Regions from separate parts of the Homo sapiens genome. Here region 1 is linked to region 2. Evidence: chromatin contacts called from ENCODE Hi-C or POLR2A ChIA-PET data. All regions are on one chromosome and are shown on one strand. Each heading gives the region's core, a stretch centred on a gene start or an enhancer-like site at or near the end of the contact. The rest is flanking DNA. Distances are from core to core; before and after follow the strand shown.

Region 1 (4,380 bases), core at 1,786-4,285, 970 kb after region 2:
ATCCCCCTTCAGGGTTTTGCAGCCAATTAGGAACTGAGTGCTGGGCACCAAACTGGGTAGAAGAGTCACTCCTGAGCGCACACACACTTGCAGTGGAGTCTCAACACTTTATTTAGACCTAAAAGGCTGTGTGGCTGGCAGGAAAATACCCTACACATGCAGAGAGAAGACCTGGGTTTCATCAGTTTCTGTGGCTTTTACCAAATGAGAAAGTTTTTTTCATATCCTGAGCCTCTGTTCCCTCTCATCATAACTCTGGCCTGGCTTAAATTATAGCTGCTTATACAGATCTGATGAGATGGTGAATGTACAACCATTTTCAAGTGTAAAGAATTATGGAGATGTGAGAAATTACATTGTTATTATGACTCGGCAAGGGGGTACCAAATGCAAATCTAAGGCATTTACTGGTGTGAGATTGATTTCAAATGTCAGCTAATATAGGTCACCATGGCTTATAAGCAATTTGCCTTAAAATTAGAAACTTATGAAATGCTCAAGATGAAAGGCAGTACATTTCAAAACAGAGGCAATGGGAAGCAAATTTCTCTCTTTTTTGTGCAACATCCTATGAACCCACGGTTCTCACAGGCCCAGGATATTGCTGCAGTTGGCAGCCTGGTGTATTTTGAACAGCACAGTGCTGATCCCTGGGTAACTCTGTAATCCTGAGTGAGTCACTTTACCTTTGGAGGCCTCAATCGCCTTCTCTGTAAGGTGGGAAGAATTGTACTCCCTCCTGTTCCACTTACAGGGTATCAAGAAGATCATATTATTTTTAAAGGAAAAAAAGAACTGAGAAATACTCTTGGTTACTCTGCAAAGAGGTTGGTGTAAATGTGAAGTGTCACTATTATTAAGTGTGAGGCAATCTTTCCCACCCGCATCATGTCCCAGCATTACAATGTGAGCTGTGTGACAGGCTATTTTTAAATTCCCATCTCTGGAAGCATATGGTCCTGCACAGTGCCAAAAAGAGAAAAATGACCTGCTTCAGTTTGTTTGCTTGTTTGTTTTGATCTGATGGAACATTTTCTATGATCCTGTTAAAGGTTGTTCTTTCTACTTTAAACTTTTAAGGTGAGTGCTAAAGATTTTCTATAGCATAGTCTGAAACACACCGTGGCACTACAACTTGCTTAGACAATGATAAGAGGTCATCCCAGGGCGATGGTGTATTTATACAAATCTGCATTTTTTGTGTATCATCTAAGACTTTTCAAAAATATAGTTTTTTTATTTGTTAACAATTTTTATGCTTTTGTTCTCTAATTTTGGGTAGTTTTGTTTGTTCAGTAGCAGCATTTTTAGGTAAATTTTTTTTTGCAAATAGTAGTGCATTTATTTTATAAAATAAAGCGATTCCTTTTCTTTAATTTTCTTTAATGTTACCTACATAAAAAGAAGTTGTTTCAAAGTTATCCTGATTGTTTATTGTCATTTCTTTTATGTTTTATTAATATCAATTGCTATTGACTGAAGCCCTTTCCCATGACAAATATACAGTATATCTGTTATAAACTTCATTTTTGCTGCCCCCTTGACCTGACCTAACTTTACCTCCTCTCTTGTGCTATTTGGCAAGACTATCCTGAATCTTGTCAAACTTCCCACTCATTGAATTTGATTTCTGACACCAAATTCCTGGAAAGATATCTATCTGATCAGTTGGAAAAGAAAAGAGATAAAAACACCTATTTCACAAGTTTCACGGGACCTGACCTTTGCGCAAGAGCAAAAAATTTCCCCAGTTGAGGTAAATAAGGTTCCCACAAGCTTTTTTTCCTTTTTTCTTTTTCTTTAAGGTCCAGGATTCAACTCTCTTGTCTTTGGGTCAAGTGATAGCTAAAACTAGAATTGATGAAGTTTCATGGCATTTAACCAATGAAAAAGGTAATTTAAAAGGAGGGTGCTAAGGAAAACTCAGAAAGAAAGACAGGGCCTGCATCTTCAGCTAAATGATGAAATCAAGAACACGTAAGAGGAGTTTGAAGTGTTCTGTGTGATCCTGGGGGCCAATAAGAAAGCCAATTGAGGAAATTCACAAAAGCGCAAAATTAAAAAAAAATTATGAAGTTACAGACATATCCAACATTGGGAAGCTCTTCCTTAAGCAGCGGTGACAAAACTCTCCAGCAGTCATGCCGTACCCATAAAGACCTTCTTCAGGCCAGGGCACAGTGGCTCACATCTGTAATCCCGGAACTTTGGGAGGCTGAGGTGGGTGGATTGCTTGAGGTCAGGAGTTCGAGACCAGCATGGCCCACATGGTGAAACCCTGTCTCTACTAAAAATACAAAAATTAGCCGGGTGTGGCGGTGTGCGCCTGTAGTCCCAGCTATGTCAGGAAGTCGAGGCACGAGAATTGCTTGAACCTAGGAGGTGGAGGTTGCAGTGGGCCGATCATGCCACTGCACTCCAGCCTGGGCAACAGGGTGAGACCCTGTCTCAAAAAAAAGACCTTCATCTTCTCTGTCTACTTTATCACCTGGCATCGTCTCACCTCCTCCAACTTCTCCACACCATTAATGATCTCCCCCTCCTCTGTACTTCTAGGGGATTCAGAGGCTCTGGGCATCATTTAAATAGTAAGTACTTCACAGACTTGAGGTGTTACATATCTGTTTTTAGGGGATGTGTCTTGGTCTCCCAACAATGAGTTGTAAGTTCCTGGAGGGTAGGGACCATGTCTCACATTTCTTTTGAACTCCCTTGGTGCTAGCACATTGTTGGGCACAGAAGAGTAGCAACACTCCTTCACATTCATGGCAGGCTTTAGCGTTTACAAAGCACCTCCACCTGCCATTCATGCAATGTTCCCAACAACTAGGTGTTGTCCGCAAGGCAGATAATGAATAGTATCTGATGGGTGAGGAAACTGAGGTTCAAAGAGCTCATTACACCTGCAAGTGCAACAGAATTTATAGTCCAGTGCTCTCCCAGTAATAACCATTAGATGAGTAGATAAAGAACAGATCTTGCAGTTCAAAAATGTGTGGGTAGCCAAAGGGAAGTGGCCACGTATTCGGCTACATGCCCTGTCATGCTGATGTAGATTGACTTCCAATACAGGCTAGAGAATTCTCTTTGTATGGATGGACTCAGTCTGAGTGACACATGGTCCATGTCTCTTTGACTCTGGCCATGTTCTGCAAATGAGATGAGATTCCAATAAGAACCAAGAACGTTTTGGGATGTGTTTCTATGGAAGCCTAGATAGAGATCAGTAATCTCAGACATCACTCTGGGCAACCTCTGGGCCTGTCCATCTTCAGGCATCTAGAAATCTGTGCCCAAGGCAGACAGAAAAGACTGGGTCCTGGAAGAAGCCTCAGGCACCAATTGGACCTCAGTGTTCTTCACTTCTTTAACTGCTAAATTCACCCAATCACATTTAAATAAATTTTATAAGACTTTGAAAATGTGTTTCTGTTCCTCTAGAAATTACCTCTAAATTTTCTAGTATAAACGTCTGCCAGCTTTGTTCAGCCAAGTTCCTTTCCCCCTCTTTTCTTTGACAATGAAAGCAGCTTTGGTGCCAACGCTCAGAACTGGCAGGTGTTTGATGACACATGTTCTGTGATAAATGTTTATTACATAAGTTCATTCAAGCTAGCTACCAGAGCTTTTGAGGCATCATTGCTACTTATCATAAAATTGTCCTTGAAAACCAGAAGCCCAATATATTCCCAAAAGCTCTATTTTTTTTTCTTTCTTCTTTTAGGTTCTCTGTGTTCTATCGACGTCTGGTGCAATGGAGAAGTCAGGAGATGGTACTTGAATCCTGACTCTGTCACAAGCTGGCTGTGTGACCCTGGGAAAGCCACTTCTGTACTCTGAGCCTAGTTGCTCATTTGTAAAATGAGGAGGTGGAAGCTGTGATTGCCAGGGTCTCTCTAATTTCTGACGTATCCCGATAAGAGGACAAACTGGTGGGGAAAAAAAAAAACCAATTTCAGTCAAGCAGAAACACATGCTTGCCTTTCCTTACCCAGAATGTGCTTTACATAACCGAATTTGCTTCCTTTTTTACTGGCTTGCACTCCAGTAAGGAGGCAGGGGAGCAGCACGGCTGGCAGCAGCTTGGAGAGGGTGCAGTGTGCAGGGATGGATGTGGGGAGGGGATGCTGAGGGAGGCTTCGCTGACGAGTGAATGAGGCACAGGCACCATGAACTACTAGAGCTTTGTCACACTTCTTATTACTGTGATTATGTTATATTAGAATGAAAAGACCTGCAGGGTATTTAAAGTGCAAAAACCTAGAGAAGAACTATTAAGAAACTTCCAGTCCCATGATTATTCTAGATAAAGCATTCAGAAACTTTAGTTATGCAAATTAGATTCATTTTTGAAGAAAATACTTACATATTAAGAATTTT
Region 2 (4,339 bases), core at 1,731-4,230:
GCAAAAAGAGGCCGGGCATGGTGGCTCGTGCCTATAATTCCAGCACTTTGGGAAGCTGAGGCAGGAGGATCACTTGAGCCCAGGAGTTAGAGACCAGCCTGGGCAACACCCTGTCTCTATTGTTATTTTTATAAAATTTAATTGTTTAAAAAATACGGGAAGTAAAAAGAAACAGATGAAATTAATTTAAACAACATAGAACTACACAGGGGTTAAGGGCACTAGCTCCCTGTGCAGTTGAAAGTCCATGTATATTTTCTGAAAGTAGACTCTGAAAAATAAGAAAAAGAAAGAAAATCCACGTATAACTTTTGACGGTCCCTAAACTTAATACGAATATCCTGTTAACCAGAAGCCTTACTGATAACATAAAAAACTGATGAACACATATTTTATATGTTATGTGTTTTATATACTGTATTCTTGTAATAAAGTAAGCTAGGGAAAAGAATGTTAGGAAAATCATAAGAAAGAGAAAATGTATTTATTATTTAGTAAGTGGAAGTGGATCCTCATAAAGGTCTTCATCCTCATCATCTTCACATTGAGCAGGCTGAGGAGGAGGAAGAGGAGGGATTGGGTTTGTTTCAGGAATGGCAGAGGTAGAAGGAGGGCGAGGGGGAGGCAGGAGAGACAGGCACACTTAGTGTAACTTTTATTGAAAAAATCTGCATATAAATGGAACTGTGCTGTTTAAGGATCAACTGTATTTTATTTAACTCAATATATTCAAAATACTCTTACTTTCTCATGTAATCAATATAAAATTACGAATCATACTTTCTACATTCCTTTTTCCATAAGAAATCTTCAGTGTGTATTTTTACACTTACAGCACGTCTCATCTGGCCTAGCCACATCTGGCTAGTGGCTGTTGCATTGTGGAGCCCAGTTCTAAGCATTTTACGTATATTATTTCATATAGTTCAATAATCACGTGAAAAGTTTATTACAGAACTATCTAATGGTTGAGGAAATGAAGCCCAGAGAGGTTAGGTAACTTGCCTGGGGGGCACGAAGCTGGAAAGCAACAGAACTGGATCCTGGCCTCTCCCTCCTCTTCCCACTGTGGCCAACTGCCAGCCGACCAGGAAGGGGGCCCGGGGGCAATGCAGGGGTATCTTATTTCCAAACCATTGTTAAACTTGCTCTTGTGGAGGCAGCTGGCCCTGGGGAAGTAAAGGGAATCCTCCTTTTTAAATGCATATGCGAAAGTTAAGGGAATCCTTTCACTAGGCGGTAAGCCTCTGTCTAGGGCCGTGGGACCATTAACACCACTCGCCTCGTAGAAGGTGTGTGTCATTCAAGGTGATAATGCATAGGAACAGCTCAGCTATGTCAGGGCCAGGCCATTATGGGTGCTGAATAAATGTGTTTCTGTCCCCTATGCTAAGGCAAGACATCCGGGGAAGAAGTAGGCCCGGATTTGTCGCCTTGAAGGAAGACTACTATAATCTCTTTTTTTTTTTTTTTTGAGACGGAGTCTCACTCCGTAGCCCAGACTGGAGTGCAGTGGCACGATCTCGGCTCACTGCAAGCTCCGCCTCCCTGGTTCAGGCCATTCTCCTGCCTCAGCCTCCCGAGTAGCTGGGACTACAGGAGTGCACCACTGCGCCTGGCTAATTTTGTATTTTTAGTAGAGATGGGGTTTCACCGTGTTAGCCAGGATGGTCTCGATCTCCTGACCTCATGATCCTCCCGTCTTGGCCTCCTAAAGCACTGGGATTACAGTCATGAGCCACCGTGTCCAGCCAAGACTACTATATTCTAATGGAGGGTAAGTGGAGTAGGAGGGCCATGTGCGTGCTCTGGGGGCAACAAACTTGGTGCTAAACTTGTTTTTCTTGTTTTACTCACAAACATTATGACAGCAGTAAAGATACACTTTTATTTATTTATATTTTTTTTAGAGACAGAGTCCTCCTCTGTTGCCCAGGCTGGAGTGGCTATTGTAGTTCACTGCAGCCTTGAACTTGTGGGCTTGGGATCCTCCTGTCTCAGCCTCCTGAGTAGCTGGGACTATAGGCGTGCACTATCACACTGAGCTATTTTAAGAACATTTTTGTAGAGTATGTTGGCCAGACGGATCTTGAACCTCTGGCCTCCAGCATTCTTCCTGCCTTGGCCTCTCAAAGTGATGGGATTCATAAGCATGAGTCATGGTGCCCAGCCAAGATACATTTTTAAAATGTATCCTGCCTCCTGACACATTACTGTTCACTTGTAACAATGGTCACTTGTAATCATAGTCTGTTTGCAAAGCAAGCTTTTAATAGAATTACAATTTTAGTGTTGACCAAAAGTTTATTTTGGGCCGGATGTGGTGGCTCACGTCTGTAATCTCAGCACTTTGGGAGGCTGAGGTGGGTGGATCACCTGAGGTTAGGAGTTCGAGACCAGCCTGGCCAACATGGTGAAACCCCATCTCTACTAAAAATACAAAAAAAAAAAAAAAAAATTAGCTAGGCTTGGTGGAGGTGCCCGTAATCCCAGCTACTCGGGAGGCTGAGGCAGGAGAATCGCTTGAACCCGGGAGGCCGAGGTGGCAGTGAGCCAAGATTTTGCCATTGCACTCCAGCCTGGGTGACAAGATCGAGACTCTGGCTCAAAAAAAAGTTTATTTTGTTTCTATAAACATTGTTTTTCATCTTTATAGTGCATGTCTTTTGTTAATGGCTTCATAGGCAATCGATGGACTTCTGGATCACAATTTTGCTTGTTCCTATGGCTAGATATTTAGGTTGTTCCAAATTTTCTCAGCATTACATTTGATGCTACAGTAGGCACCCACACATTTATGTTTCTTTTCTGTTTTTCAACTATTGTTGGTTGTTCTGAGGTATTTTCGTAAGGTTTCACTTCTGTTTTCCCAGCCATGAGTGATACATGAGCACAACTGTTTTGCTATTAATCACCAGCATTGGGTGTGAAAATTTACTCAAAGTTTTGCTAAATTTAACTGGAGTAGAAATGGGCCATGCATTTGTGCGTACTTCCCCAGATGCTTTTTAGAACAGTGCTTGTGTAACTGACCAGAGTGTCAGGTGAGGCCATTGTTGGCAGAAAGGTGCCTTCCTCGGGAGAAGGTGGGTTACACAGCTTTTCTTTGCAGATGAATGGTGAGAGCCAAACCCGAAGACCCACAGGTTTCAAGCTGGCCATGTGGCTTCACTAAGTTTGGCCTCAACTTCCCACAGTGGCACAGAAGCGAGGTAGAACTCAGTGTTCCTACCCGAACCCTGGACATTCTGAAATGTCCACAGCCCGAGGAAAGGGATGACCTGCATGTCACTTTCCATACCCTCCACTGCACATAGATCTGTCTCAGGCATTGAATCAGAGGGATGTGTGACTTTGGACAAATTATTTTACCTTTCTCTGCCTCATTTCTTCATCTAAAATCAGGTGACAGCAATGTCTCCCTGTAATATTGCAGTGGGGATTAAATCTGTTAATACTTGAAAAGTGCTGAGATCAGTGCCTGGCACATAAGTAGTGCTCAATAACTGTTGTAAACCTGGGTTTGGATCTCACTTCCATTGCTTTCTGGAGGCCCACTTTGGTCAAATGGCTGACCTTTCTGGACTTCAGCTTCATCTGTAAAATGGGATTATGGCATCTACTTCAGCATCATGTTAGGGGTTTAAGTGAGAAAATGCATTTCACACAGTGTCCTGCACATAAAGGGCCCACCATATATGTAATGAAAAACAAACAAACGGCCGGGCTCAGTGGCTCACTCCTGTAATCTCAGCACTTTGGGAGGCCCAGGCGGGCAGATCACGAGGTCAGGAGTTTGAGACCAGCCTGGTCAACATGGTGAAACCCCGTCTCTACTAAAAATACAAAAATTAGCCGGGTGTGGTGGCGCGCGCCTGTAATCCCAGCTACTCAGGAGGCTGAGGCAGGAGAATTGCTTGAACCCGGGAGGCGGAGGTTGCAGTGAGCCGAGATCACGCCACTGCACTCCAGCCTGGACAACAGAGTGAGACTTTGTCTCAAAAAAAAAAAAAAAACCCAAAAACAAAACAAACAAACAATGTTTTTAGCTTTATTTTCTACTCTACCAAAGAGAGAGCTTTGTTGCCTTATATTGGTGTTGTAATTAGCTGTTAGATCTGACCATATTTTCTGTTATGGTGTATTTTTAAGTCCACATTCTAGGTTTAAGGCCATCTTGAAACAAATGGGAGGCAAATCAACATTTTCGTGTGTCTGAAGCTTTTAATGTAATTTTGTTTTGGAGATGAATGAGCTCATAATTCCACAAAGAAGGGATGATATTTCATATACTTATTAGTTTAGTGATTTCCCTCCCACACTTAGTGTCAAACTGTCA

Evidence for each region. A loop is a pair of places that touch in the nucleus more often than their neighbours do. ChIA-PET counts read pairs that join two places held with the same protein, here RNA polymerase II (POLR2A). Pooled maps may share reads with other maps.
Region 1: a loop to region 2 is called in a map of OCI-LY7, with 5 times the contacts of the local background. The contact joins two enhancer-like sites. A Hi-C loop is called at or near these places in 1 of 168 maps with a recorded cell type or tissue (OCI-LY7) and 1 of 50 pooled maps. POLR2A ChIA-PET finds 5 or more read pairs at or near these places in 1 of 52 experiments (OCI-LY7).

The regions. Positions count from the first base shown.
Region 1 is chr3:187,963,281-187,967,660 of GRCh38, forward strand. It overlaps LINC01991 (long intergenic non-protein coding RNA 1991), which reads right to left. Exons shown (of 3, transcript NR_135538.1): 2 at 3,449-3,929. Among named protein-coding and RNA genes, the nearest start is that of LINC01991, 11 kb to the right of the region's middle. Within about 2 kb of position 3,036, at least 4 of the 41 ENCODE cell types and tissues checked have a DNase peak (open chromatin) inside an H3K27ac peak, as active enhancers do; they include OCI-LY7, where a contact is called at or near this core.
Region 2 is chr3:186,997,956-187,002,294 of GRCh38, forward strand. All of the region lies in intron 2 of ST6GAL1 (ST6 beta-galactoside alpha-2,6-sialyltransferase 1), which reads left to right. Among named protein-coding and RNA genes, the nearest start is that of ST6GAL1, 70 kb to the left of the region's middle. RefSeq lists enhancers at 415-1,305, 1,306-2,196, 2,735-2,954, 2,965-3,014, 3,155-3,274. Within about 2 kb of position 2,981, at least 10 of the 41 ENCODE cell types and tissues checked have a DNase peak (open chromatin) inside an H3K27ac peak, as active enhancers do; they include OCI-LY7, where a contact is called at or near this core.